6 separate regions of the Mus musculus genome follow, and regions 1, 2, 3, 4 and 5 are each linked to region 6. Evidence: chromatin loops called from intact Hi-C (ENCODE). Cell type or tissue: left cerebral cortex. All regions are shown on one strand. Links, peaks and the distances in the headings refer to the core of each region. The heading gives the core; the rest is flanking DNA.

The links. Peaks named below come from ENCODE experiments on the same cell type or tissue, not always from the same donor. Only the 100,000 strongest peaks of a DNase experiment are listed, where the experiment ranks them.
Region 1: it touches region 6 in a loop (2.4-fold over the local background); 13 of 42 quality-filtered maps call a loop at or near these places.
Region 2: a loop joins it to region 6, with 5 times the contacts of the local background. A loop is called at or near these places in 11 of 42 quality-filtered maps.
Region 3: it touches region 6 in a loop (10-fold over the local background); 13 of 42 quality-filtered maps call a loop at or near these places.
Region 4: a loop joins it to region 6, with 4 times the contacts of the local background. A loop is called at or near these places in 15 of 42 quality-filtered maps.
Region 5: it touches region 6 in a loop (4-fold over the local background); 5 of 42 quality-filtered maps call a loop at or near these places.

The regions. Positions count from the first base shown.
Region 1 is chr2:135,907,517-135,912,440 of GRCm38, forward strand. It overlaps Plcb4 (phospholipase C, beta 4), which reads left to right. Exons shown (of 39, transcript NM_001355153.1): 5 at 1-63; 6 at 834-893; 7 at 2,585-2,728. Among named protein-coding and RNA genes, the nearest start is that of Gm14210, 97 kb to the left of the region's middle. In left cerebral cortex, for the core only: no CTCF peak of the experiment used is centred there; a DNase peak (open chromatin) is centred at 2,642.
Region 2 is chr2:135,550,534-135,555,457 of GRCm38, forward strand. No RefSeq gene overlaps it. Among named protein-coding and RNA genes, the nearest start is that of Gm31993, 12 kb to the left of the region's middle. In left cerebral cortex, for the core only: a CTCF peak has its summit at 2,673; a DNase peak (open chromatin) is centred at 4,043.
Region 3 is chr2:135,924,491-135,929,414 of GRCm38, forward strand. The region is part of intron 7 of Plcb4 (phospholipase C, beta 4); the gene reads left to right. Among named protein-coding and RNA genes, the nearest start is that of Gm14210, 110 kb to the left of the region's middle. In left cerebral cortex, for the core only: a CTCF peak has its summit at 2,579 (motif pointing left); a DNase peak (open chromatin) is centred at 2,583.
Region 4 is chr2:135,437,674-135,442,597 of GRCm38, forward strand. All of the region lies in intron 31 of Plcb1 (phospholipase C, beta 1), which reads left to right. Among named protein-coding and RNA genes, the nearest start is that of Gm31993, 100 kb to the right of the region's middle. In left cerebral cortex, for the core only: a CTCF peak has its summit at 1,983 (motif pointing right); DNase peaks (open chromatin) are centred at 1,966 and 2,269; H3K27ac peaks cover 308 bases.
Region 5 is chr2:135,710,082-135,715,005 of GRCm38, forward strand. The region is part of intron 1 of Plcb4 (phospholipase C, beta 4); the gene reads left to right. Among named protein-coding and RNA genes, the nearest start is that of Plcb4, 53 kb to the left of the region's middle. In left cerebral cortex, for the core only: no CTCF peak of the experiment used is centred there; a DNase peak (open chromatin) is centred at 2,008; H3K27ac peaks cover 1,209 bases.
Region 6 is chr2:135,657,633-135,662,556 of GRCm38, forward strand. Plcb4 (phospholipase C, beta 4) reads left to right here and starts at 1,915. Exons shown (of 39, transcript NM_001355153.1): 1 at 1,915-2,098. In left cerebral cortex, for the core only: CTCF peaks have their summits at 1,007 and 2,226; DNase peaks (open chromatin) are centred at 1,001, 1,374, 1,658, 2,092 and 3 more places; H3K4me3 peaks cover 2,318 bases; H3K27ac peaks cover 1,720 bases.

The DNA of each region.
Region 1 (4,924 bases), core at 353-4,352, 250 kb after region 6:
CCCAACTGCCTCTTCAAAGTAGATGAATTCGGCTTCTTCCTGACGTGGAAGAGTGAAGGCAAGGTATGGCATAAGACAGCAGCTTGTCCTGCCTGCTGTCCAGGTCAAGCCACTTCCCTTCCCAATAGGTGGACCAAGCTCCTCTTGAGGGCATGCAGACCACGCTTCCTCCTTCCCTTGAGATTCTTCACTGCATGATTTCCCGTCCCACTCCTTGGGGATACCCTTGGAACTGAAGACATTATACAGTTTAGCTCTCAGAGATTCAACTGGAGGAACAAAGCTTGCATTTTTTAAAAGAGCTACAAGTCATTGGGAAAAGGAAGTTACATTGTTATAAAAGCTTGGACAAAACAGGTCTGGTTTAATCTTGAGAGTTAGCAATATTTTCTAGAACGTAATGTTCAAGCTGAGACAAACATGATCTGATGTGCAGCGCAGCGCACACTTAGTGAACACTGGAGATGAACCAAGACAGGTGGAGTTGGCAGTGTATAAAAACTGGCGTTATTCCTACTTAATGTTTTATATATGCAGATATTTAATGATGCAAGGCATTATTATGCATATAAATGCAGTAATACTTTATAAACATTTTACTAATCATTTAGAATTACACTCATATATATGTATTCATATTTATGTGTATACAAATATGAAATAGTTTTGAGTCTTTTCTTTCTGATCATTAGACATCATTACTGTTATTTGCTTTGCATTTTGCTATTTGTATGAACAGCGTTGATTTTATCTTTAGAAATGTTTGTTAATACTCTGGGCCACCAGGCTGGCAGAATTGAAGTTCATTGCCGGGGTGTATGCTCTCTCTGCAGGAAGGACAAGTGCTAGAATGTTCCCTCATCAACAGTATTCGCCAAGCAGCCATACCAAAGGTAAATGCAATTGGTGGTGTTCTTCAATTTTATTTTATTTATAATGTGTAAGTGCATGCGTGCATGAGTGTCTGTGTGTGTTGGGATGACGTGAGTGTGCATGTGCTATCCACGTTCCTGTGGAATTGGTTCTGTCTGTCCAACTTGACATGGGTTCTGGGAATACAACTCAAGTCATCATGCTTGTGTAGCAAACACTTTTACCCTCAGAGCCATATTGCTGGCCCTGCTGTTCTTTTAAACATAGATTTACAAGAGTATATTTTTCATCTATAACTCTTAGGTGACTTGGGTTACATTATTTGGATTTCAGTTATATTAGCAATGTTTTAACCCTTTGCTCTTCATGTTTAACTGATGACTGTGTGGGTTTACATGGCTGAGGCACCCATACTGCTTCATCTGTGCACTCAAAACACTAGTGCACACAAAAATCCTGGCTGAACTCTGAGAGGGAAGGCACCTGGAGCACAGAAATCAGGGATCGTCAGAGATTGGTGTGCTTGAAGAAGAAGCGGTCTACAGAGTGCTGTGCGGAATTTAAAAGGTTTCTCTTCATAGAATGTTCAACCACAGAATTTATTTCCCTCACTGTAACTGCCTTGTGTGGTTTCAGATTTCCCAAACAAAGTTCTATTCCTGATTGTTTGTTTGTTAATTTTTACTTGTCAGTTGGCCTCTTTCATGTTAGCTATGTTTCCTGTGTAACTACTTATTGGAATTTCCTCTGGAAAACAAGCGTGGTATTTTATGTGGGAATCAGGGTAAACTTTCACAGCTTTCCTTCCATGTGAGGATGCAAACATTATAGAAATGCAAGTGCTTGTTCTTTGTATCCAAGCTGCATGTGAGTCTTAACTTCATTTCCTCAGAGTAGCCTATGCTAGTGACTGTGGTGGTGGTGGTCTCATTCCTGGTAAGGAAGCCCAAGCCTGTGTTCTGTTGTAACAGGCTCCGTGGGATATTCATGGACACAAGCAAACACCAGTACAGTCTTTCCTGAACATCACCAAAGCTGAACTTTTCTGAGAGTGACAATCAAAAAATTCAGACAAGGAGGCGGGACATGTGGTTCAGCAATGAAGAGCACTGGCTGTTCTTCTAGTGGACCCCAGCCTGATAAAGTCCCAGAGCCCTCATGATGACTTTCACCTATCTGAGCACTTGGCACAAACAATCATAGACATACGTGCCATCAAACAAATAATTGAGATTTATTTTTAAAAGATGTATACAAAAGACTATTGAGCCAAGTTTTCTTGAAGAAGAAAGAAGAAGGAGAAGGAAGAGGAGAAGGGGGAGGAGGGAAGAGGAAGAAGAAGCAGGAGCAGCGGAAGCGGAGGAAGAAGGAGAAGAAGGAGGAGGAGGAGGAGGAGGAGGAGAAGGAGGAGGAGGAGGAGGAAGAAGAAGAAGAAGAAGAAGAAGAAGAAGAAGAAGAAGAAGAAGAAGAAGAAGAAGAAGAAGAAGAAGAAAAGTATGATGCTCTTCTGATGCAGTTTTTGTGCACTGTAATGCTGGGGACTTCAGCCCTCCAGGTTTTATAATAGTGCTAGTTCCCTGGGGGGTTTTAATGCAGCAGGGACCATTTCCCTTTAGGTATATTTTTTGCATGAAGTGTGGTTTCTTTTCACCGCATTTTTCTCCACACTCTGCAACCTACCATATTTTTTCCTATTTTTATACATCTACAGGATCCCAAAATCCTGGCTGCTCTCGAAGCTGTTGGAAAATCTGAAAATGATCTGGAAGGGCGGATATTGTGTGTCTGCAGCGGCACGGATCTGGTGAATATCGGCTTCACTTACATGGTGGCTGAAAATCCAGAAGTAACTAAGGTAACATCTCAATGGCCTCCCTCCCCAATAAGTGTATGGTGTGTGTGTGTGCGCCGCGCGCGCACAGTTGTTTAATGTTTAATATAATTTTAAATATGAAGTTGAGAATTGTACACGCATTTTAATCGTTTAAAAGTTCACTGCTCTGCTGGAATATTTCTGTAGAAAATTCAGCATCCCAAATGCTTTCATTACCCATCACACACAGAAGTCAGCCCTGCCTGGCATGATGTGTTTTCAGAAAACTAGCCCAGGCCTCCCATAACTTGAATGTGCCCAGGAGTTCCTGTGATCAGTAGGTCTGAGTTAAGAGACAAGAGATTCCTTTTCAGTTAAGCTCAGAGAAGCACACTCTGAGTATCAAATACCTTGGTCAGTCCTGCCCACCAGAAACAACGTAAACCATGAATATGGCTTAGGTGTAGCTGTGTGCGAGAGAGCAAGCATGGTATGCATGAAGTTCTAGTATAAAAAAAAATGAAATAAAAACATAAAACGGTAATGAGTGGCTCAGTAGTATATACTGTGACAAGCGTGTTCAATATCCTGGGTTCTACCCTCAGTGCCAGAGACCAACATGGCTATAACTATTTCTGTAAAATATGGTTATTTAACCCAATATATTCTAACCATTGTTGTTTTAGTATGCTATAAGCATAAAATTTACTAATGACATAGTTTACATTCACTTGTTCATGGTGTTTGACATCTAGTGTGTATTTTTACATCAAACATGTCAAATTAAAAGTGCAAAGTAGCCGCTGTCTACCCTATTGAACAGTGTAAACTCGGTTGCTTAAAAATCTCAATCTCTTTTCCTCAGTAAGCTGTTTGAAGCATTGAGTTAAGACCCATCTTATATCATGATGCCCATTACGTAGTAAGAAACCATTGCCCTAGCAAGGTAGTCCCTAAAGAGATTTTGATGCAAAAATCTTCCCAACTTGACTTCCAAACATATGTAATCTATATGAAAGAGACCAAGTCTTTTCTATCATAGAGACCTGGGTTTGGGAAAGGAGAGGTCTTTCATTTTCCATTAATCTCATAATTAGAAACACAGCATAGATTTAATGAGAAAGGTAGAGATGCTGAGTTGTATAGGAAGGATAGTCACCAGCTAAGATCAGGTGGGGAAGCAAAGGACCATCACAGTCATGGACTCTGGGTCTAACAAGAGGCAGAATTGAGTGTTGCTCATTCTGGGACCACGGGGCTTACTCACCATCACTTGCATGGCATGGCCCTCATTCTAGAAGCACTGGCCTTACCAGGGATGTCCTTGCGCACGTGTCCCAGACCCACAGAGGCACTGATGCAGAGCCTGCATTGGTAAAAAACAGCTTCCAAGTGACTAGTGTGTGTGTGTGTGTGTGTGTGTGTGTGTGTGTGTGTGTGTGTGTGTCTCAGAGGCTCTTGCTTTGTGCCTTTGGAAGAAGGCATGGGCCCTCCAAGGACAGCCTTTGCTCTGTCCTTGTGGAAGTGGCTTTGTAGGTTTTGTGCTTTTGTTCTGTGTCATCTCAGTTTGGGAGAACAGCTTTTACAGGCCTCTCAAGTTTTTATTTCTCTGCTCAGACAGGAGCCTAATTTGAATGGATTATTGACCTTGATCTAGACAAATAGCTTTGCATATTTGCTGCAAAGGTCTTTCTGCTTGCCGTTTGCCATAGCAACCTTGACTCTTGGGGATCCGTTCTGGCTAACTGTGAAGAGAATGACTTGCTTGTCACATACACATGTTTGGCTACTTGAAATTTTGCAAAAAATATTGTAAACTTTGTTGTTTTGTGACATCAATTCCTGACAGAAAAACAAACAAACAAACAAAAACAACAACAACAACAAAAACCACTGTGATTCCTTCTAACTCCAGAATCTGCACTCGGGCTCCAATTAGCTGAGCAGAAATCCGTACTTTTCCTTCTCAGCCAACTGGGAACATAGACACCATATTTACTCTTCTGTGTCTCACTTATTTTTTTCTTCTGTGAAATGAGACTTGCATAAAAAGTACCTGCTGTACGATTGTGAGGGTTGCTGGACTTGCTGCTTTGAAAACGCACGATGCATTTCATCCCCCTGTTAGCTATGATGATCCCAAAGTCAGAATGTAAGCTGGAGGGGTGGGGTGGGAGAGATCAGGATGAGCCTCCTACCATCTTATCTCTCGGACATGACAAATAGACTGTGGAATAC
Region 2 (4,924 bases), core at 511-4,510, 110 kb before region 6:
GAGGAGAGTTAGAAACCTACCGTAATATAGTTTGTAACAATGTAGATATTCTCCTACCTCAAAGTAACAGAAAGTCACAATGAAGCCTTATGTGCCCACCAAATGGCTGCATCCATCACCTCCCTCCTGATCTTAGTTTCCACTCCTGCATCATTATAAAGCAAATACTGTGTTTTATGAGGGTCTCTTAAGGGATGTAAAAGAAACTATTTTTTACAGGAGACAGAAATGTTTACAAACATATAAAAATGATTTACAAGCACATCAACATTTCATGAAATAGCACAAATGCATATCAACCACACAGAGCCAGTCAACACCGCATGTTGCACATAGATGCTGACTCTGAATAGCCAGCTTTATATTTCTCTTCCTGTCTAGCTACAATAATAAATCACAAACACAGAGAGAGGGGGGGGGAGAGGGAGAGAGAGAGAGAGGTCAATGCCCACTCCTTATCTAGTCCATTGGTCTCAGTGTCAGAAGAGGATGGAGAGGATGGAGTGGAAGAAAGAGAAGAAACTTACAGTAAAAGGAGCTTAAGATGCTTACCATTTTTGGCTTTGTATGTGGACTAGAACTGTCCTGCTTGAGGCCAAAGCTGTTTCCACAAGGAACTTTGCTTTCACGGGTGGAAACACCTTATGATTTCAAAAATAAAAATTAAAAAGGAAGGTGGCACTGAAGTACAAATATCAAAAAAATAAAAAAACTGAACCAAAGAATACAAATAAGAAATTTGCAAAAAGTATATTTAATAAGAGGAGTCATCAGACCAAGTTGTTACCATTGCATCGTTTTAACCCATACTTAGGACATCATCTTAATTGTTGGCTAGCCTATGAAAGAAGTTGTTAAGTTTTCTGGTTGATTACTGTATTAAGGGCCAAGGCTGACATAAGGAAATTCCACAGTGACCTGAACAACAGCAGATCTCAGCGTTTTGTGGCTTCTAACAGTTACAATGCAGGCACTGGGAGGTGAGGTGTCCTTCCTCACTCACAGCATGGGGACATAGGACCTTTCCTCAGATGCATGCTGGAAGCCTCACACTCTGCCCATAAAGATATGAGTTGAACATCAACCTTACTTCACCTTCATTACACCTTCAGAGTCACACTGGGAATTCAGACTTCAACTTAAAAATTTGGAGGGTGACACAATCCAATCACAACAATTACATCATCATTTATATGTACTGCTAATACCAATCAGGTAATAAAATAGCCAGTAGTAGTTAATAGGTCATCGTCTGTACTTACTATGTGACAGGATCTCTTCAATGTGTTTTAAATTAAAGTTATATTAATCTCATTAGAACTGACAACATTGCTATTGGATAGGTGCAACATTTTACAGATGAACAAACAGAAACACCAAGACGTTAAAGTGGTCCTGGTAGGGCAGAAAGTGAAATACGGGCAGCACAGTTACATACTAATCTCAGGTAACAAATAATACATTTGTATAATATTTATCCCTTAAGAATTACAAAGGGATCTGCAGCCCTATAGGTGGAACAACAATATGGAACAATATGAACTAACCAGTACCCCCTAGAGCTCGTGTCTCTAGCTGCATATGTATCAGAAGATGGCCTAGTCGGCCATCAGTGGAAAGAGAGGCCCATTGGTCGTGCAAACTTAAACTGCCTCAGTACAGGGGAACACCAGGGCCAAGAAGTGGGAGTGGGTGGGGGAGAGGGTGGGAGACTTTTGAGATAGCATTGGAAATGTAAATGAAATAAATACCTAATAGAAAAACAAAATAAAATAAAATAAAAAACATCTAATGACCATCGCACAATTGCCAAAATAAGAAGCATACCTAAAATCCAGGCTTATTAAAAAAAAAAAAAAGAAAGAAAAAGAATTGCAAAGGACACTCACTAAATGTTGTTGATCTGAAATGAAAATGTTACTAAGAATCAAGGTCCTCACTTGCTAAATCTTACACTCAGAGAGCAAGGTACATTTCTTCTTGTACAGCAACAGTGAATCATAAATTGTTCACAAGAACTTGCTGTTTTCAAGGGATTCAGAGGAGCTGTTGAGAGAGCAAAAGCAAAGATTTGTTCCTTCCAAATACAGCAGCTCCTTTATACAGCATCTTCACACTGAGGTGACCAATCAACATTCTCTTGAGAGAAATCCATGGATTCTCTTGACATACAAAGCCAAATTTTTTCTCCCTTCCAAGTGGGACTGAGGAGTCCTCATTTGGGCACTTCAGCGTGTTGACCTTTTTGAGTACTGTGGACTGTATCTTGGATATTCTGTACTTTTTTCCTAACATTGACTTATTAGTGAGTACATACCATGCATGTCCTTTTGGGTCTGAGTTACCTCACTCGGTATGATATTTTCTAGTTCCACCCATTTGCCTGCAAAACTCAGGATGTCCTCATTCTTAATAGCTGAGTACTATTCCATTATGTAAATGAACCACATTTTCTGTATCCATCTTTCTGTCCTGAAACATCTGGGTTGTTTCCAGCTTCTGGCTATGACAAATAAGGCTGATATAAACATAGTGGAACACGTGCCCTTGTGGCATGGTGGGGCATCTTTGGGTTATATACCCAAGAGTGGTATTGCTGGGTCTTCAGGTAGATCTATTTACATTTTTCTGAGGAACCTTCAGATTGATTTCCATAGTGCTTGTACCAGTTTGCAACCCCACCAGCAACCACAAGGGGGGAGACAGGGACCTGGGAGGGAAAGGGGAGGGTGGAGAGGGGAACACAGTCTGGTATTGGGTCTGGGGGTGGGGGAGGACTGAAGTCCCGAAGGCCAGCAGAAAAAAGTGGAAACAGGCACCCTCGGGAAGTAAGAGGTTGGAGGAACCCTGCAGAATGTACTAGAGACCTGGGAGGTGAGAGACTCTCAGGACTCAAAGGGAGGGACCCTAGATGAAATGCCCTTCAGTGGGGAGAAGAACTAGTAAAACCTACCTCCAGCAGGAAGACAGGGCATCAAGTGAGGGATGGGGTTGCCATCTCACAGTCAAAACTGTGATCCATAATTGTTCCTGTCTGAAAGAAATGCAGGGATGGAAATGAAGAAGAGCCTGAGGAAAAGATGGTCCAGTGACAGGCCCAAAATTGAATCCAGCTTAAGGGGAGGCCCCAAGGCCAGACACTATTACTAAGACTATGGACCTATCCTGACTGCCTTCCAAAAGACCCAAAAGCAACTGAAAGAGTCAGATGCAGATATTTGCACCCAACCAATGGACAGAAGCTGCTGACCCCTGTGGTTGAATTAGGGAAAAGTTGGAAGAAGCTGAGAAGGAGGAGGGTGACACTGGAGGAGGATCAGCACTGGACCCCTGAGATCTCTCAGACACTGGATCAGCAACCAGGCAGCATAAACCAGCTGATATGAGGCTTCCAACACATATAGAGCAGAGGACTGTTGGGTCTGAGTTCAGTCAGAGAAGATGCGCCTAACCCTCAAGAGACTGGAAGCTCCAGGGAGTTTAGAGATCTGGTAACATGGGACATGGGGGTAGGGGCATCCTCATGGAGACAGGGAGTTGGGGAGGAGATATGTGATGTTGAACAGTCAGAGGGTGGACCGGGCAGGGGGGGTGGATAAAAATCTGGAGTGTAAAAGAAAAAAAGATAAATACATACATACATACATACATACATACATACATACATACATACATAAATGTTTACCAAATTACTCTTTGTTAAGTAAAATTATCATACTTTTTGGATGCATTAAGCTGTTCATTTGGGAGCCTAATATTTTTTTCCTGTTTTAAAAGGGATTTTATGTCTCAAATTAGTCATTCTGAAACAGTTTCCCTAAAGAATTTCCCAAGAATGCCTGGTTCCTTATAGGACTCAAAAATACACCTTTTTTTGAACCCTGGCTAATGCCATAGTCTGCTCAAGGTTTTCCCCGTCCTTCTGGGTCTGAGGACATCGCCATACACTACCTGGCATCTCAGCTAGCACCACTGAAGTTCAGTAGCTACCGTACAGAATACGTGTCCCAGAAGGATAAAAACATTTACTGTACTGCTTTCCAGCAAGGATTCTACCCACACTTGGTGTCTAAATGTAAAAGTCTGTTCCTGGTGTCTGAGGAAGGAGCAGAGAAAGGAGTCATCAGGAAGTTCTTCCTGGGGTTGGAAGTGGCAAGATTAACTGGGCAGATTGATTTTCTGTGATATCTTTTAATTACTTTCTGTCATTTAGAAAAATTGTCTCATAACATAGCAAAGCTATTAGACAGAGCGTTCCCACTGAAGACAGTCCTATGGATTGCTGCCGGTAATCACCTGTAATTCTGGAGAAATGAACAAGAAATGAAGCTTTAACCCTGACCATCTATCAGTATCTTCCGTCCTGTTTATTCCTCTTTCTGAAAGTGCACTTTGAAGAAAAATCTAGTCACTTCTTCCCTGATTTGAGATCTCTCTGAGGATCGATACTTTAGCTAAGTACAGCAATCCATTGTAGAATTACAGATAACTTATTTTAGACCATCAGATGCCTACAACAAACTAAGGTTTAGAGTGATTATCCTAGCAGCCCTGGAAAGCAGCCCTAGCAGCCTTGTGTGTCAGGCAGGGTATGTCATGTGTGTGTGCGTGTTCTAGTGTTTCCTCTGTCTCTTTTTCTCACTTTTTACTATTACTTTGCAATGTTACATATTTTCTCATGACATTTTCATGCATACTTAGTTTTTTCTGACCCTCCCCCGTGTTCCTGTCCCCCACTCCCTGCTTAAACCCTTCCACCCCCTGTCCCTGCTGCCCACATCCAGATCACATGTATTCTATTGCCCTCCCTACTCCTCTTCCTTTAAGGCTCTTTTCCCCCTCTGCTGGTCTCCTTTCTAATTTCTTGTTCCCTAGCCACACTCTCCCCCACATAAAACGCACACACATAAGAGTTAGAAACTAG
Region 3 (4,924 bases), core at 573-4,572, 270 kb after region 6:
TTCCATAGGCAGGGGATCCATGGCTGAATAAAATAGAGAAAATGAACTCACCCTTAGCAACATTCATTCCCCTCAGCCTCTTTTTTTGGGGGGTGGGGTGGGTGGGGTTGGTTTGTTTTGTTGTTGTTGTTGTTGTTGTTGTTGTTGTTGTTGTTTTGTTTGTTTGTTTTTTGTTTTTCAAGATAGGGTTTCTCTGTATAGCCCTGGCTGTCCTGGAACTCACTTTGTAGACCAGGCTGGCCTCGAACTCAGAAATCCGCCTGCCTCTGCCTCCCGAGTGCTGGGATTAAAGGCGTGCACCACCATGCCCGGCTTCCCCTCAGCCTCTTATCGGGATGACCGGGCCAGCTTCTTCAATCTCATCCTACCTTGACCTCCGCACCAGGATGGAAGACAGTTTTGAGTCAGAATACACTCTTTCTCTCTTACGTTGCTCTTGTCAAGGCATTTTACGGCAGCAATAGAGAAGTAACTAAGATGCTTGGGTAGAACACCATGGCAGGAGCACATGACAGAGGAGGTTCTTCATCTCATGGTTGCAAGGAGCAGGAGAAAGATGAACAGAGAGAAGCCCAAACTAAGATGTAGCTCCCTGACTGCTTGGCTCCTACTCTTACAAGTTTCAGGATCTCTCAAATAGCATCACGGGATCAGAGAGTCAGCATCTCTGAGCCAGAATGTGGGTACTCACCAAACACCTCACTTGCTTGTATTTTGGGAGATGCACTCTTTTAGGTGCATCACACCTTTCAAATGAATCTGCACAGGCTCACACGGCAGATGTAAAGTCTAATCCAGGGGAAGACACCTAAGACTCTATTTCTAACAAGTTCCCTGGAAATATTGCTGCCCCTTGGCCAGGAATCATATGTCTGTGTGTGTGTGTGTGTGTGTGTGTGTGTGTGTGTGTGTGTGTGAGAGAGAGAGAGAGAGAGAGAGAGAGAGAGAGAGAGAGAGAGAGAGAGGGAGGGAGAAGAGAGAGAGAGAGAGAGATTGCTGAGGTTATAGTTCAGTGGTAAAGCCCTCACCTCCCATTTATGAAACCATAGGCTACACACCCTCTCCCAAAAAATTAAAAAGAAACAGATTTCTGTTCTCCATCCTCTGAGTCTCCATACCTGCAAACTGAGTCAGGAGGTTGGACATGATCACTTAGATTTAAATAATTTCCAGGTTATCTTGCTGATATTCCAGAAAGAAGGGATGGAAGGAGAGGGAAGGAGCAAGAAGGAGGAAAGGAGAGAGGGAGGAAAAGGAGGGGTGGGGGCTTTTAAGGTCTAACCCAGGCTAGCACTCCTGGCATACTTTACCTAGCAGGTCTGTGCTACTGTTGGGTGTATTTCCTTGGGAAGACTTCCACAGTGCTTGAAGCAGGGACAGAAGAATGAAGAGAAATTCTGTGAGTGGTCTCCTCAGATGAATAAGGCGATTTGGGCTAATGTCGTAGAAAGAGCTGGACTGGGATCTAGGACATGGAAAAGGAAAGAGGAAGCTAAACCACAGCCCTGGCTGAGCTGGAGCTCTGTGGATCCCTCTGACCTCGAGCTTGTAGTGATAAAGCAGTGGTTCTCAGCCTATGTGTCATGACCCTGGGGGGGGGGGTCAAACAACCCTTTCACAGGGTTGCCTACGTAAGACCATCAGAGAACACAGACATTTACATTACAATTGGTAAGAGTATGAAGTAGCAACGGAATAGTTTTATGGTTGGGGGTCATCACAGCATGAGGACCTACAGCATCAGGAGGGTTGAGAAGCATTGTTCTAAAGGAAAATTGTTGCTATAGCAACTGAGTTTCAGTTCATGTGGGTTTAGTCTAGTTTTGTTATAATTGTGTGTTTCTGCATTATCTTAATGAGGAGGGGTTCCTTTTGTTTGTGACAGTGTTTTCTAGTGTTCTACAGCAAGGAGACACATAATGAGGAAGGCCCAGACATTTGCCAGGAGCAGGATGCTTGATAACTCGGTGTCTGCATGAAGAAAATCAGGTCAAGAAGTGCTAGAAGCCAGACCCAGTGTCCCCAGGCACCTCTTAGCTTTCCACATGCCCAGACAATCCTACACAAGACTCCTCAAGGATTTTATTTTCCTGAGAAGGGATACTGGAAAAGGTCAAATCAATCTATAAAGTATAGAAAGGATTATAGAGTAAGAGAACAAAGTGGTTATCAGTGCTAATATGTGTAGTTAGTATGGTCAAGGCTTTGTCTTCAATATTCAGCACAAATAAAGTAAATAAAACTAAAATATAAAAGAAGGGTGAGACTTTACGGAAGCCACACCTCTCTGTATTCAGGTGCTGTTTTTCCTGTCATGGTGAAGTTACCTGGTACCCCTGCTGCGTGTGCCCACCGCAAGCAACTCTGAGACCCCACCAAGGCATGTCTGTTATCCAATAGCTCAAAGATACACCTCTAAGGGTGACATGCTATTAAAGTATTCAAGCTTACCTACAGCAATTCAAACAGGTGTATTTTTAAGTCACCACTTTAAAACCTGTTAATCTGGAAATAAGCAAAGGCCTGTAGCTCATACCTGGAGAAACTTTCCAGAGAAATTCTGGGACTCTACTGACACCTGCTGGCATCTCATCTCCTTAATGTTTGAAAAGAGCAACAAAACACGTCAGGCATTAATATTTCCTGTAGTTACTGGCACGCATACTATGTGTTTGGCCTGAGTCATGGCATGGACATGGAGGAGGTCTAAAGGACCTTGCCTTCCCTGACAGAGAGACAGGGAGCAAGCGATTGGGTGAAAACATCCCAACATGGGGACCTGACCCAAGACGGGCTCTGTGACTCTGGGCAAGGCCCTCAGACCTGCTTTCATCTTCATAAAAAGAACACGTCACAGCCTCCCACTCAGGGCTAAGCTATCCCTGAGGATGGTGGTGACATTTGCGATGCGTGAGTTCTGTCATGAGTGGTGATATCAAAGGTCATCACCTTTCCATTCTGATAAATAAGAGTCTTCCCCAATTCTATTAAAAAAGAAGAAGAGGAGTAGGAGGGGGAGGAGAAGAAGAAGAAGAAGGAGGAGGAGGAGGAGGAGGAGGAGGAGGCGAAGAAGAAGAAGAAGAAGAAGAAGAAGAAGAAGAAGAAGAAGAAGAAGAAGAAGAAGAAGAAGAAGAAGAAGAAGAAGAAGAAGATGATGATGATGAAGGCAGTTTAAGCCTCCTCAATACCTCCCCTCCCCCAGTATCTGGTGGTTATTTCTAGAAACAACTAAATTAGTGTGATCAAAAAACGTTGTTTCTCTGTACCGGCCACTTCTGTGCCCTAGGAAACTGTGGACTTTGTTCTATGTTTTGGAACAGATCTCAAGCCTTCAGGTTGAGAAAAATACTCCCAGTTAATGCCATCCAAATTATTTGTGCTTTTTCTGTCTGCTCCTGGGAAACTGTGTGGGCCTGTGGTTTGTTAGGCCAGTTACAGGATATTCAATAATCTCCGGGGAGCCAAGTCCATATTTAGCCCGACAGAGGAAGAGAGGTCTGGTAATGAGAAAAGAAGCAATTCTTTAAAGCTCCTGTTTCGTTTCTTGATTCTCTCTCTGTGTCCAGACCTTACCTGTTTGTTGAAGCTTTTGATGCTATTTGCAGTTCTCAGAAAACGGCCTTTGCTAGCTGCAAAAGGAAAGGTGCCTCCTGAGAGTTCTTCCGTCTTCCATCAGAAAGCTGTCAGCAACGTCTGGGACTCTCCAGGGCAATAAAAGCCATTAGCTTCACACCCAACAGAACGGCACTAGTGAGGATGTAGAAGTTAGCACCCTCATGCACTGTTGGGAGAAATGTAAGATGATGTAGCTATCACAGAAAGCAGTATGGCATTTTCTTTAAAAAGTTGAAAGGCTCCTCGTGTCGTCCTGTGACCCTTGCCTGTGGGCATTTATGCCAAGTAATTCATATCAGTTATTTACAGTATTCAAGACAAAGAAGCTCAGGTATCCATGGAGAGAAGAACGGATGGATGACCGTGGCATGCACATACAATTGAATTCTGCCTTGTAAAAGCAGAATTTGGCACATTAAATGAAAGCATAATGCCGAGAGAAATAGCCAGTCAGAACATGGAAAATCCTGTGTGATTATTCTTGTGCGAGATACTTAACATCGTTTAAAACATAGACCCAGGAAACTGACTAGCGAGGGTCAGCGGGAGAGGCACAGATGGGGATGATGAGTGCAAGGTATTGAGGATTAGCTAAAGCTCCTGAGACAGAACCATTTATGTCCTGTGTGTCTTTACCGAAATTAACAGGAGAAGACATCAAATAACAAGACCCAAACCACACTGCTATAATGCAGTTATCAGCTCAGGGCTTTCAGACATGAAATCCCTCATCTGGTAACGTGAAGCCTGGTGTTTTGGGGCAGTGCTGTGCACCAGGAGCTTCTGTGATGACAACAGTGCTTCTCCTGGGCACTCTCAGGACAGGGCCTCGAGTCCTCGTCATGGCTTTTTGTGGGGCACTTGAATGTCAACTGAGACATCCAATTTTAGACTTATTCAATTTGAATTTAAGGAATCCTATGATCAACGACAGTGACATTCACATTTATGTGACTACCCATTCCAAAATGTCTTCCTCCCCTTGGCAGTAGCTGCAAACTTAAGGAGGTAGAGTGGGCCGGGGAGGAGCCTTAGCTCTGTTTATTCCCAAGCTCCAGTTTGCTGCACAGCATGTCGCCAATGTGTCATTCCTTTGTGGCATTCATTAGCATCAGACATTGGATCCAAGAGCAGTGTTGGCTTTGGTTCATGGGCTAGCCTTTTCTAGAAAAATGCCCTTTTACAGACCCAAAGTTCTTTCCTGTCATGCGTAATCTGTCCTCACTTTTCCTTGTAAACCCGTGGAGTGGTGGTATGAACTGCAGCTGAGGTTCAGGTCCTTATACAGAAGTTCTGTGAACACATCCCT
Region 4 (4,924 bases), core at 436-4,435, 220 kb before region 6:
AGACAGGAAAACCAGGAATTCATGTTTAGCCTCAGCTATATAGAGATTTGAAGCCAGCTTGAACTGCTTGAGACATTATCTCAAAAATAGGAGTAATAAATTAATTAATTAAAAAAGAAATTCTCATTATTACAAAGAGCTCCTCTTTATCAATAATAAAGCAATCCTCCAAGACAGTGCTAAGGAAAGCCAGTTAACTGTATGCAGTGTGAGTCTAACACTGGCCATGCTCAGTGACATTATCTCTCTGGGTCTGACTTGAGGACCCCATCCCAGGAAGTAGTACAGAACTGGCCATATGCTGGTGTTCTCCGGCTAAGTTTGCAGTCCTGGGAAATATGTTCTTACCACTTCCTTGTCATCAGTAGAGGGTTAGTCACATAAGAAATGTGTGAGCAGGCACCCCAGTGTGCCCCTTCTAGGATAGATGAGTTGGGTGAGAGAAGTAGCACTTTCACATCCAAAGGCATGAAAGTTCCAGTAATCATCAGACATCTGCAAGCACCGTGTGAGCTCTGATTTCATTTCTCTCTACACACTGTTCCTGTTCTACTATAATAACAGTCATTCCTGCCTCCCCAGGGCTACCTACTGTAATGGTATCAGAAACACAGTAAACAGAAAATCGCATCCATCCAGCCCTGGGGAGCCCAGGAATGATAGAAGTGAGCTTTTATCACTTCCATCGTCTGGTGGTCAGAAGTTTCACTGTGTCAGTCTACAAGATAATAGTTCCTAGAACCGATGGGATGCTGAGAGCCAGGGAGGTCACCTACATTTTGAATGTAAATACTCCAGTAATAAGTCCCTCTAAGGATAATAGGAAAAACATGTATTTGAAAACTTCTCAAGAACTCATACTATACCACACCACACACACACCACACCATATACACCACACATATACCAAACACATACACCAAACACACATACCACACATATACACACACAAAACAAACATAACAAACACACATACCACATACACACACACACACACACACACACACACACACATACACACATACACACACACACACACATTTCATTCAGGCAATGATGGGGATCCAACAGTCCATTCAACACTAATTTGTTACAGTTAGAATAAGTGGGTCTACATGTCATAACCTGGGTTAAACACTATTTAGTGAGTGGTTTCCCCCTGCCCGATATGACCAAGAGCCATAATTGAGTAGAAGTATAGAATGTACAGCCTCGCCAGGGCAACAAAGTAAGCCAAACAATGCAGGGTGGCTATGTCTGTAGTAATGGTAGTGGAGTTGTTGATACTCTCTAGCAGAGAAAGCTGTAGAGGTCTCCCATAAGACCCTTGCCTGCAACTCTACCTGTTAACTCCTGCTGTCACCAGCTGTGTGGTCTTAGGTGAGAGCTAAAGTACACAGTAGATGAACTGTTTTGAAAGGACTAGTCCATAGTGCACTTCCTTGACACCCGTGCTGGTGCGGGGTTTTCAGTGATGTGCAGCAGGTGAGCTGTGCACATTCTTGTAAAAAAAAAAAAAAAAAAAAAAAAAAAAAAAAAAAAAAGGCCTTTGCGCACAGTCCTAAAGAGTAACCTCCATGAACTCATTGGCTCACCAAGCAGGACTTTGGTAGAATCATTCCTCTAGTGTGTCAATGTCCTGTGTGAGGTGAGTAGACACTTGATAACATCTCCCCCAGGAAGTAGCTCAGGACTCTAAGGCTAGAGATGCTGAACCAGGAAAGATCTCTCAAATCCAGAGTTTAAGATCAGCCTGGCCAACATAGTGAGACCTCGTTTCCAATAAGACGGGATAGGAAGGACCCAAAGAGCAACTCCAACTTGAGAAACTATGAAAACATATGCCTATTAAGGATTTTCAAAAACAGTGTAGGGAAGAGGAAAGATAAAGCCTGTTTCTCTGACTGAATCTAAACATGTATTGGCCAGGAGTACAAAGCATGAGAAATAGTTCAATACATTATTTCCCCACTAGAGGGCAAAAATGACTCCACTATGCCAGGCTTTTCAGGATCCACAGTCAAAATGATTAATCATGGGGAGGCCAAAACAAGAAGCCTGAGAGAAAAAGAAAACAAGAACGAACGAACGGATGAGCATGCAAATGCAAAATCAACACGTTTGAACTTGAACTTTCCAGGACAGGGTGAGTTGTGGAAAAGGTCCTCTTCCAAACACTCTTCCCATTCTCCCTTTCACTTCCCAGGTTTTCTAATCCTCATTCTGCAATCCTCACTGGCACTCACTGGTGCGGGACCAGATCAGATAGATCTAGTGGGTGGGACTTTTCTCAGCACAGCAGGAGTCTTGGTGATTAGAAAGGCAAAGACTCTTATAAAATGGTCACAGCTCCAGTGGCCCTGTGCCAGCTGCAGGGGCTCCCTGACTTTTTCCCCTCGAGGAATCTTCCAGTAAAGCTGCAGCATTTACTGAAATAAAAGTACTGGTGGGTGAGGTGGCTCTTGGTAACATCTCTTTTCTCTCCCTGCTCTACCATGGCTCAGCCCCTTCCAGCCTCCCCAAGACTTAACCAAGATTACAGAAAGATTCCAGACCAGAAATGTGTTGTGTTTGGGAGAGGGAGGAGAAGAGGGAAATTCATGATGAAGCCTCGTTGCCTTTAAACTATTTATAATAAATTTCCACTAGAAAAGAGCCTTTGGCAGACAATCATTTTCTTCTGCTGCAGCATGACCAAATACAGTAAGTATTCAAAATGAAAAACTGAAAGGCAAGAAGAGGAGCCTACAGCTGGGGCAGGCTGTTTTCAGATCTCACACTAGTAGATGAGAGGAAACCAGGAGGGGAGCCCCACCTCAGCCCCAGTATCTCCCATTTTGCTGCTCTGAAGGGCTAGGAAGCCTTCTCCATTAGACAAGCCTCCTTCGTGCTTCACCTTAATTTTCCTCGCATAATTTTAAATACAGATCATGTCTACAGCGCAGCAATTAATGGATAGCCTAAAGACTTATTATTTCCAACTAATTGATATGTAGGAAAAGTTTAAATAACATAACAGGGATAGGGAAAATTTGAAATGATGTGTGCTCAGTGCATTTAGAGTTTGTTGGAGGTAGCGAAAAACACCTGAAGGAAAAGGGATGTGACCTAATGGAGAATTGATACAGGAATCTCCCTTTAATGTTTGTGAGCATATGGATGGAGAAGTGGCTCAAATATCACAAAATGGAGTTAAGATGTTGACAGGTTCTCTCCCACTCACCCCCGACCCCTGTTCTAAGATGCCTTACCAGAGAAATGGGGTTGAGACTGTATTTTGAACAATGTTGTTGGTAAGGAGGTAGAAATAAGAAAAAGAGGCCAGCATTTCCATCCTAATTTTTTGTTCTCCCTTGACACCAGCTGGAGGTGGAAGTCTCCAAGGTCAAGTTGACTTAGCTGCCATAGACCCTACCCCAAACGACCACCACCTCCATGTCCAAGGTCCCAGCAAAATAATGCAATGCATCACATTCCTGGCAAGTGTAGAATCTGCCACATGGACTAGTGACTTTTCAAAATTCACTAGTTCTATTTTTCTGCTTCTTTGGTTTTGTTTTGGTGGCAGTCTCCTGCCCACATGTAGCTCAGACTGACTTCAACTTCTCAATGGAATTGAGAGTGACCTTCCTTCCTCCTCTCTCATTCTCCACCCTTACCTCCTGAGGTCAGGTGATAGGCCTGCCCCACCACACCCAGTTCTAACTCTGAACTGCATGTAGTAGGTAGCCCTATGCTACATTTTAAGAATTGGAAAACATTCTTTGTTTACAACTTTCCCTTCTTGATGTCTCATGAAAGATCCTATTAGTATATTTCTAATATATTATTTTCCTGTAAAAATTTACAACACAAATCTCTCCTCTCTCCTCCCCTCCCCTCCCCTCCCCTCCCCTCCCTTCTCCTCTCCTCTCCTCTCCTCTCCTCCCCTCCCCTCCCCTCCCCTCCCTTCCCTTCTCCTCTCCACTCCTCTCCTCTCCTCCTCTCCTCTCCTCTCCTCTCCTCTCCTCTCCTCTCCTCTCCTCTCCTCTCCTCTCCTCTCCTCTCCTCTCCTCTCCTCTCCCTTTCTTCTCCTTTCTGTCTTTTTCCACTTTCAACCTTCCAAGGTTACCAGGAATTTGAATCTTGTTTGTACAATTTTTATACTTTTTAAGTTCACATAGGTTTTCTATATCACATGTACATGTCTTTCTATAACATTATATAGTTTGGGATATTGAGTTTTAAGGTGTGTGTGTGTGTGTGTGTGTGTGTGTGTATGTATGTGTGTGTGTGTGTGTGTGTGTGTTGCTTCAGTTGAATCAAATGGCATCCTATAACATTAGAAGTACTGTACTAAAGTATGATAGTGTATAGTAAAGTATACTGATAGATATTATATATAACCTTTACACAATTTTCACTTTGAAATGTGCACATATACTCTTCAAAGCCATTCTAGAGCTTTTGGAGTTGCAGTAGTTACAATAGCCCCAAACTAGGACTAGCACAATGGCTATCACCTGTTCCAGGCTGAGATAAAATGTGACTGGTTCATACAACTGAATATAGTCTACCAATAAGAATGTATAAGCCACAGTGGCACACAACAAAATGTGGCCAAATTACAATATTACACTGTTGATATGATGTTTCCTTTCTTGGTATGTGGGTGCTGATTAAATGGACATGTTGACTTGTCAGACAACACTCGTGATCTGTGGAGATGCTGCATCTGTTAGTTGTTGTAGCTAAATAACAAATAGCATTTCAAACAATGGCATAAAGTCAGAAATGTACAGTTTTTCATGAGTTGGTGATATAGAAAAATCTGGTCTTAGGGCTTCTTGTTGGTGTATATAGCCTAGCCCCTCCTTCCTATTATAGCAGGCTGTACAAGGCTCCAAAATGGCCTTCTTTGCAACAGCTTGGTTTTGTTTTCTTT
Region 5 (4,924 bases), core at 456-4,455, 52 kb after region 6:
ATATGTTTCTACTCAGTGTATTCTCTCTCTCTCTCTCTCTCTCTCTCTCTCTCTCTCTCTCTCTCTCGCTCGCGAACACACACACACACACACACACACACACACACACACACTCCTTTAGTTTAGACAACTGCTGTGTTAGCTTGTGGGGTTCAGTGCCCAAAGCTACTGCTAACTTGTTTGCATTGAAAATGTCTGACAAAAAAAGAAAAAAAAATTTTTTTGTAAACAGTTTTCCAGTCAGTAGCTCATTAAGAAAATTTTATTTCTTGTAGTTATAGGAATAGCCTGTTGGAGTGAACCAACTTTAGGATTCTTCCATGTGGGAATCACCTGTTGCTTTTGCAGTGTGTTCAATGTCAACTAGATAGAAATACTCAGTTAATGTCCTGAAATACTCAGTTAATGTCTGTAGTGTTCATCATTGCTGGGAAGTATTAGCATCACCCTTTTCTTAAAGTTGACTATCAAAAGAAAAAAAATCCAATCCAGTGTATTTGAAAGTACCTCCATTTTGTCTGGAGGTTGCAGGTCTCCGCCTTCAGCATTCTGAGAACTGGGGTTAGAGGCTATGCCATCACACCGGGGTCTTCAGATCTCAAATGGAAACACTATTTTTCTCAACAATGGGCTTGGACCCTACTTATCAGTTAACCATGGAGCTCAATTATCTGCTATTTAAGAGTGGTTTATTTAGGCAGGGCTGGAGAGATGGCTAATTGTTCATGGTCAGTACTGCTCTTACGGATGACTCAGTTTGACTCCAGTACCCACATTTGGTGACACACTACTGCTTGTGACTACATTTTCTGGGAAATCAAATATCTCTGCCCTCTGTGGGCACCTGAAGTCCAGTACACATACTCATACACAGATACAAACTCATCATTTAAAAAACAAAATAGATAAAAAATTATTTTGGGACAAGGTTTTGCCTCCCAATATAGTTCATGCAATATAGTTATAGACCTCTTAATCTGTGGTCCTCCTGCCTCAGCCTCCAGAGTGCATGAGAGACCATCACATTCCACTGCAAAGGTCCATTGCACTGTACTTAGACCAAATTAAAAATGGGTCTCACTTTGGATGTCCCTGCTACGTAGTCCTTAATGACGCTGTTATCACAGAGTTGTCCTTGAGTGTTTCCTCTTCCCAGAATTTGTGGCCAGTTCTTGTCTGATTGGCAGCGCTCAGCATTTGAGACTCATTTATAAAATGTATATACCCTTGACCAAGAGTGGTTTAGATAAACTGCTGTTGAAGCAAACATTTTACTGTATTGCTCATTCCTTAGGGATGACAGTGTACCTTTTGAGCATCACAAAACACTTCATAAAGGCCTTTCTTTCATAAGCAGCAGCTCTGGGCCAGGCCTAGAGCACATTCAGAGACTGCTTTCCTGTACGGTTTCTGGGCAAGAGCATCGCTTTAAAGATGAGGAAAAGCTTAATGTGTACTTTGGCTTGGGGATTCCTTATTAAGAACATGCAGATCTCCCCAAGGAAAACTACATTTGCATGTACAAGCTCTCCCTGTAATTAGAACAATTTCCTCCTCCTCCTCCCCCCCTTCCAGCCCCCTTTTAAATTCAGCTTTTCAGTGTGTTAAGTATAAGGTTTTTGTCTTTTCCACAAAGGCAGGCCTTTCTGAAGGGATTGAAGGCTGAAAAGTCTCAAGCCGCTGGGATCCCTGCACCAGCAAGGAGAACTGCATGGGGGAGGGGCTGAGGTCTTACACACACCAGTTTCGGGGGGCGGGGGGGGGGGAATGCCAACCCCAGTGCTCAGAAGGAAAATTAATAGGCTCATTTAAACAAAAGTAAAGTTCAGGAGGCAAGTTTTCTTCTATTCTGAGGTCCGTTTAAATTGTAATAAAAATTAAAATGCCTGAAATATTTTGGCATTGGAACTCGGCTGTGTTAGCTCGTGGGCACCTCCCAGCTTCCTCAGATAGCAACACAAAACTGGCAGCCCCCCAAGGGAACATTCTATCAGGACCTCCCTGGGAGGCAGGGGAGGGAACTTGGAGTTCTGATTGCGCAAGCGCGCCACTCTTGTGTCCTTGCATTCAAAGACTGCCTGCTAGCCTCTGCCCCTGTGCTTGCCAGCTGTGGTATAGGTCTGGATGTCTAAAGAAATGGCAGGAAATACCGCGCATTGTGGGGAAATCATATCTTGCTAGATACTTTAATTACCTTTGTAAGATTTTTTTGGGGGGTATCATAATCAAAATTGCTAAAATGCTTAATTTTATTTGTTTCTTAATAATCTAAATTGCTAAGTATTCTAATATTCCAAATTGCTAAAACAGTCTCAAACATAATTAAACCCTTGTTTGATTCTGGACAGTTTTCAGCGCCTCCAGGTTGTTACTTCTATTGCATCAATATGAGTTCTATTCATTGGTGTCCCTGTCAGGAGAATGCCAAGCACAGAGCCGGGCATGACTGGCTACCCCACCGAGCTTTGTGTTCAGCAAGAGTGAGAGGGAAGTGCGTTGAGATTTTTTTCCTCCTCTTCTTCCTCCACACAAGGGTTGCCCCGATTCACAGAGAACCCCTGCCTCTGCCTCCAGATCAGTGTGATTAAAGGTTGCTACTACCACACTATCCCCAGGAAGGACTTCTAATAAACCAGTCTGGGACTGACAGAGGACCCTTTGAAATACGCATTCTGTTCAGATGGGGGGTGAACAGATGTTAGGTTCTGTGGAGAGATAGGAAGATAGCGATGCTTAGAGCACGAATACGATACTGACCCCATTTGAAGAAGCTGAAAGTAAATGGCCTAAGTCGATGCTCGGAGGTGATACCGAGCGAGCATGTCGGAGGGTAGTGAGAGTCTGAGCTCACTGCTTTGGGAGGAAGGAGTGTTAAATACTACATGTGGGGTTACATCAGGACCTCCCCTTCTATTTAATATTCAGCCCGTGAATGAGTCATGACTGTAAGAAGAGTTAACCAGAGGAGTAACAAGACCCAGTTACCCAGGTTAGGGGTCCCTTGCCTCTCCCGCCGGGCAGCTGTCCAGAACCCTTGGTGGGACCTGGGGAGAGTTCACACAGCTTCCTAAGGCGTCCTGACATTTGCTCCTGTCCAGTCGAGGTGTACAATTGCAGAGGGGGCACTTCTTGCCTAACTAAGCTTGTGACAAGCCTGGGCAGGGTTCTACTGCCTGGAGAAGGTGAGCTGATGGTTAATGCTTTGCTGTGAAGCCGCCTGATGACAGTGAATTTCACAGGACATCTGGCCAGCTCCTTTCTCCCTGCCAGGCACCCATCACCAGAGGTAGCCTTTGAAGGTCTTTGTTTGCTTGAACAAAGGTGGTGGACTTTATTTTTTACACCTACCCTCATTTTGAGATGTGAACCTTGTTCTGAGGGTTGACTCCTTCACTGAGAACTATGAGTTTGTGGTCTATATGAAAACTTACAATTATATTAAAATTTCCTAAAATCTGACTATGTTCTTTTTTTGTAAACCTCTGAGTAATAAATCAAAACCTGAAGAGCCCCAAAAGTTCTCGTACAGCTGCAGTGTGAAGACAGTCTTGTTTCGTAAATGAGGTGTCGTGTTTTAGTCACCGCTGAAGGTGCTTCCATACTCTCATTCTCTGTTCATAGTAGACTTTAGAAAGCCGTGGACGGTATGATTAAAATGTAAATCTATTGTAATGAATAAGAGTTCTTTACATCCGATGGGGTTGCATCCTAGCACACGGTCGTGTGTGTGATCGGCTGCTGCTCAGCATTAATGAAGTTTATCCTAAATTACAATTTTAAAGTGTGATTTTTAGACTCTGCACCTGGTGTTTTTTCAGGCTTGTAGTATGCCTGCTTTAGTAGATTGTTAATGCTACTTTAAAAGCACTACAGGAGTTTGGAAAAGAAGAAAGCTCTTCATGGTCCTGGTGTCTGGCAAAGCCACCGACAGACTTCTGGGCATTTCTGGCCCTCCATAAGGACCTTACACATTTGTAGTTGAAAATGTGGTGGCTTAAGTACTTAAATACTCATCATTTACAACTCCATTTTTGATGTTATTATGCTCTAGGTGACATGAGAATGCTGTGTGCATGGCTTTAACTATTCTATGAACAAAAATGTAAATTACAAGCATGCTAGAAACGCGATTCAGTTTCTTTATACCTCTCCATTTTCTGTACCTCCAAAGGAGCTGCTCTCGAGGCTCCATTTTCATTTCTATTTTAATTTTTGTATTCTTGCCCCATGTATATGCCCGTAATTCTCCATCTTTTCCCGCAACCTGCTGAACTCTTCCGTTTGCTCCAGTAGGTTTCCTGTGGCTTCTTTTGGAGTTCTCACATGGAGAAATCTATTCTCTGCACCCACCAGGTTTATGTGCTTGCAGTTTAACGACTATGTAATATTTCAGCCTTCATTTTGGCTTCTTCTGTTAAAGTAGGTTTGCAGTCCATATGTTTATTTATTATTTACCCATTTCCACTTATTTGATCAGTGTATATATATATGTCAAAGGGCAGGAAATGCTTTTGTAGCTCAGGATATGTGAATTTGCACGTGGCATCGAAAACTTTCACAAAGCCGTTAGGCCAAAACGTCTCACGTCTCACTAGGAATTATGAATTCAGTCCCTGCTCCTCCTTCTGTTCCCTGTGCCTCAGCTACCCCCGCCTTCTTGCTCTTCTGCAGTCTTGTTTCATCTCATTCCTACCCCAGGGCTTTACCACCTGCACTTAGCATTCTGCTCCAGAGCCTTAGACTCCCTTATCATGTATGTTTTATGCTCTTTTTCCCTACCTAGAGCTGTCTGTAGCCGCCCTATCAAAAATGCCCGGGTTTTGTCATTCCCTTTCCACCCCGTTTTGTTTTAACTACTTAATTTTATGAATAATCTATGGCTTATTGTTGGTTTCGGTCTTAGGGTTTCCATTGCTGTGAAGAG
Region 6 (4,924 bases), core at 649-4,648:
TCACATAAGTGATAGCTTCTAGCTCCCCTTTCTGGGGATAATATTTGAGGCACATAAGACATACAAGAGAAGGCCTGAAGGACTGGTTTGAGTTTAGCTATACTATTTATTGGCTGCTCAACCTGGGGCAAATTCCTTACCCTTTCTGAGCCACAGCTTTCTCACATGCAGGGAAAGCAGGCCTAAAATACTACCCCAAGCCCTCAGCTTACAAGCAGCAATATCAGAATGAGTTGTTAGAGATGGAGAACATATGATTTTACTTCTGTCTTGTCTAATGAAAATCTGCATTTTAAAAAGCCTTTCAGGCAGTTCATGTGCCCGGTTTGCGGCACTCTCAAAAGCAGTCTTAACACACTGGCATGAAGACCCTGACCAGTGCAGTATCAGCTTTCTCTGGCATCTTTATTCTCTTTTTAACCTTGGTGGAAAAGCTGATCTGGCTTAGTGAATGTTTCTGTAGGTTTTGTCACAGACAGGCAGGCAGACACTGCAGAAAAACCTTTTTCAAGGCTAACTTAAATCTGAAGCTTTGTGTTTGGCTAGAGAGTGGTCAGTAGCTCTCAGTCCATCTCCCTTAAATTGGTAAATTATTTTTTTCTTTCTCGTTTTGAGACAGGGTTCAGGTTGGTCTTGAACCGACTGTATAGTTTAGGCTGCTCTGTAAACTAACTGGGATTACAGGCATGTACCATCACACATCACACTAGTTGATCAACTTTTGGTGGTTATTTTCTTTCTATCCATGCTGAAACGGCCAGAATGAACGAAGGGTGCGACACTTTGGGGTTTTCAACTGCTGTATCCACGGTGCCTGGACTGTTCCTTTGTGCCTACACTTCTGCCCTCTTCTCCATTTTTTTTTTAAGCTAACCTCTAAACCGACCCCTTTCCTCTTGACCCGCCAGCCCAGTTCAGGCAGCTGAGCATGCCCAGTTCAGCCGCCAGCATGGGCCCCAGTCCCCAGTGCGCAGGTGCCACGTCTCCGGGTTTTGGTGGCCGCCGCCAGGCAGGAGAGGGAGGAAGCCGAGTGGCCTCGGTAGGAGGAAGCCCTCGGGGAGTTCCGGAGCGGCTCCAGTGTAGGGTCTCCACAAAGGGTGACGCTGGATGCACATGGCCAGGCCGCCTCAGCAGGACTTCGGGCACCCGGGTGTCGGTTCAAAGGACAAGGAGAGCTGGCCACAGCGATCCCCAGCATCCCTGGAACCGAAGTCTGGGGGGGGGGGGTGGAGTGGGGTGCACGTCTCAGGATCACTTGGGGGAAGACTTTGGAAATCACTTTCTGGCTCAGTGTGAGCCCGTTGTAGTACTTCCTCCGGCAGATTGTTTTTCGGGCTGAATGAATAAAATCCCTGTCTCACAGTGCCTGCTGCAGTGTACAAGCTCTCCGTGTTTGTTCAATGTAACATAGACGAAAGCGCAGTTCCCGCTCCCCGCTCCCGGTTCTGGCTGGCTCGCACCCCCTCCTCCCGGGCCGGGCACCCGCTGAGTCCGTGGCCAGCGGCGCGTGGTGTCCCGCTGCTGGCTCAGCTCAGTCCCCACGGGCGCGCGCCCAGACCCTGCACCGGGAAGGCGGCGGCGGCGACCCCGGGACAGCCAACCCCCACCCCGGCCGGCCCGCGCGGCCCCGGTCCACCCCCAGCCCCGCCGGGCGCCGCACTGGGCATGCTCCGTAGCCCGGCAGGTTGGGGCTGCGAGGCGACGGCTTGGGCTCCAGAGGCAGCGTCGCGGCCGGGAGTAGGGGCGGCGGGCCCGGGGCCGCACGGGGCCCGGCTCGGCGGGAGCGGCGGGCGGGCGGCGCCCTGGGCAGCGGGCGGCCGAGGTGAGCGCAGCGGGGAGGCGCTGGCCGGTGGGGGGCGGAGGCGGCGGAGGGCGGGGCGGCGCCGGAGGGGCTCGGCGGCCGCGGCGGCGGGGAGGGGGTGGCGGCGCGCGAGCGGCTCAGGAGCCGCGCCGCAAACAGGCTCTCACACGCGCGCACACACACACACACACACACACACACACACACAGACACTCACACGCGCGCGCGCGAACACAGCGGGGCTCCCGGAGGCGGCGGTGGCCGCATCCCCGGCAGCGACTCGCCTGGAAGTGACAGGTAGGAGAAGGCGCTTTGGGTCCCGCCCGGGGATGCTCCCGCCGCTCCCAGCCCGCCGGGCTACTCGGCTTCCCGCGGGTGCGTCCCGGACGCGCGCGCGCGCCCCCGGTTGCCCTGCCGGGGACCCGGTGCAGGTGCGGGGTGCGAGGCGTCCTGCGCGGGAGGCAGGGGACCCCGCCGCCACCCGCCTCTCCGGCAATCATCTGCTACTGGGTTTCCTCTGCCTACCCGGACGTTCACCCTCTTCTGCGCTAGAAATAGCTCGGCTCGACGTGTATATGATTATTTTGGTTGGAAATAGTTGGCACTGTGCAACGCATGTAAATGTGTGTGCGTGTGCATCTTCAGCGTCTTCTGGGGACAGCTTACGAATGATAGACCGTTTCCAGTTGACACTGACAGGCTAAGCGCTCCTTCAGGACAGTATCTGGGCCTCCTAAAAGCATGTAAAAGAACATTGCTTTATTTTCAGAAGTTTAAAGTTGTTTTTTCTTAGTCAATTAGAAATTGTCTATATTGTACAATTTTTGAGTTTAGACTCAGTAAACTACTGAATCTAAGTGTGAAAACACAGAATTTTCCAATTGAACAACTCTAGAGTTATAAAGCCAGCATTTCTAGAAAGGCAAATGTCTTATATTCCACAAATATGCATGCATTTGAGATATGACTTTAAAAAAATAACCCTAAACTTCTATAGTGCTTCTTCCTATTTCTCTAAAGCAAGGGGCTTGAGATTTAATTTGGGGCAAAACATTCATGGACAGTCGCCATCTTTTGAAGTAGAAGTGGGATGCATAGTGGTCCATAAATTTAAATTATCCATTGGTGGAGATAATGTGTTGAATAAACATGGCTAGCAGTAAAGTCCATGCACAGGCAGGTGTATAATGCTTTGAAAAAAATTGAATTTCTCTTTTAAGGAAAAATCAGACCATAAAATAAAGATGACCAGGAAGAGCAACCAGTGACTTTTTACCTGGGTGGACTCCCAGGATCTCAGAAAGTGAAGAACTACTCTTTAGGGTAGGAAGATGTGTGTGTGTGTGTGTGTGTGTGTGTAAAATTTCAACTTAATCCTTTTAGTATTTTTAAGACTGATGTTTTTAAAGATGTGTTTGAACTGAGAACCGAATATTTTGAACCCTTCAAACTTTAATATCCTAAGTTGCAGAGTGATACAGAGGATGAGAAATTCCTCTCACTAGGATTTTGTGGTGTAATCCCTGACTGACTGTGTTATGTAATCTCGAATTTTTCCCCCACAGAACAGTCTTGCATAGTTTTCAACTGGTGTATTGATCTATTATATCATCTATTTTTTTTTTTTACACTGTAGACATTTAATACATGACTGGTGTCTTGGGGAGAACCTCGTGTAAGAAAAAATTACTTTTAAAATGGAATTTCACTTTCTGAGCGTTTTTATGTTGGTGAAACTGGTTTGACAGAAGGAGTGCATCTTCACATGTAACAGTGTGCTGCAGAGGGCTGAGTGTTGGCCTCCCAAGTGTGCTCTGCTCCCCTGCCCCCTCCCCGCTTTTATTACTCAGCCATCAGAACTTAGTTTTGATTTAGCTTTGATGATATCACTACCAGCTCTGAATTAATCGCTGTGGAAATGCTGTTTTACAAGTAACTGTCAAAACAGAATTTCAAAAGACTCCATTTGATCACAGAGAGCACATTTACATCTGTTGGAATAATTCTACTTTTACTTTACAAATGCACACCCACGCAGGAGGGCTTTGTGCTGAAATATTCTCTTTTCCGAGCTTTATATTTGTATCTTTTAAAATGTGAATGATGTTAAAACTTACATGCCTCGGAATCCAGGCTTCGTGCTTACTTTCATAGCTGATAGGGAAATATGGGAATTAAAAAAAAAAAAGAAAGGAAAAACCCTTAAAGCTTTCAAAAGAGCTTTTTAAGAAGTGGAGTTTAAAGGTTTGTATCACCCTTGAAACCTTTCATCCCATCCCCAATAGAGACCAATGGGTGCTGGTGCTGCTAATATATTTGTTTATCCTCTTTCCAAGAATCTAGCTGCTTGTAAATCAATTTATACTGCTGATTTTGTACAACATGGTACATCATTGGCAGCCCTAGTGAACGTGCTATTTTCTTAGGCTACTACTAATTTGTTTTCGATTTTGGTTCACTGGGAATTGAATGACTAAATGATTGCCTTGCGTTCCTGCCTACCTGCCCTTCATATGAAATCGGGTTTATACACGATTGTGATGTTGTATGTGAACCCATCACAGTGGCATGTTATGTTGTGACAGGCTGGGATATAAGCTTCTGGGAACAGTGTCTTGTTTGTCACCCCCAGTTTTTTAGGTGCAGCAGGCAAAACCCAAATGCCAGAATTGATGAATTGGTGGATTTTTATAAAGTTAATAATTAGCTGCCACTTTTTTTTTTTTAAATTTTAAAGTCTTCAGTTGCAAACAAATTACATATATTTGGACCAGAGCAGTTAGGTAATAGTGCTATAGAAAGGAATAGTTTTTGTAATTTTCACACTTTCAACAAATGCCTTGTTAGTGAACTCAGCTACTTTGGGGAAATATTACTTGATAATGAAAATTGTGAGGCACACTAGGACTCGTTTCGTGTCATTTGTGACCAGTTCCACTGCTTGCTTACTATCAGGGATGACACATGCTTTGAAAACCAGATCTTGGTGAGTTCCATAAAAGCAAGATGCGCTGCTTCTGATACTTAGAATGAGGTCAAGAATCCTGAGGATATTTGCTGATCACTGTTGGTAGTGCACAGCCAGACTGCAGTTTGTAAACAGTTACTTTTCACTTCCTAAGT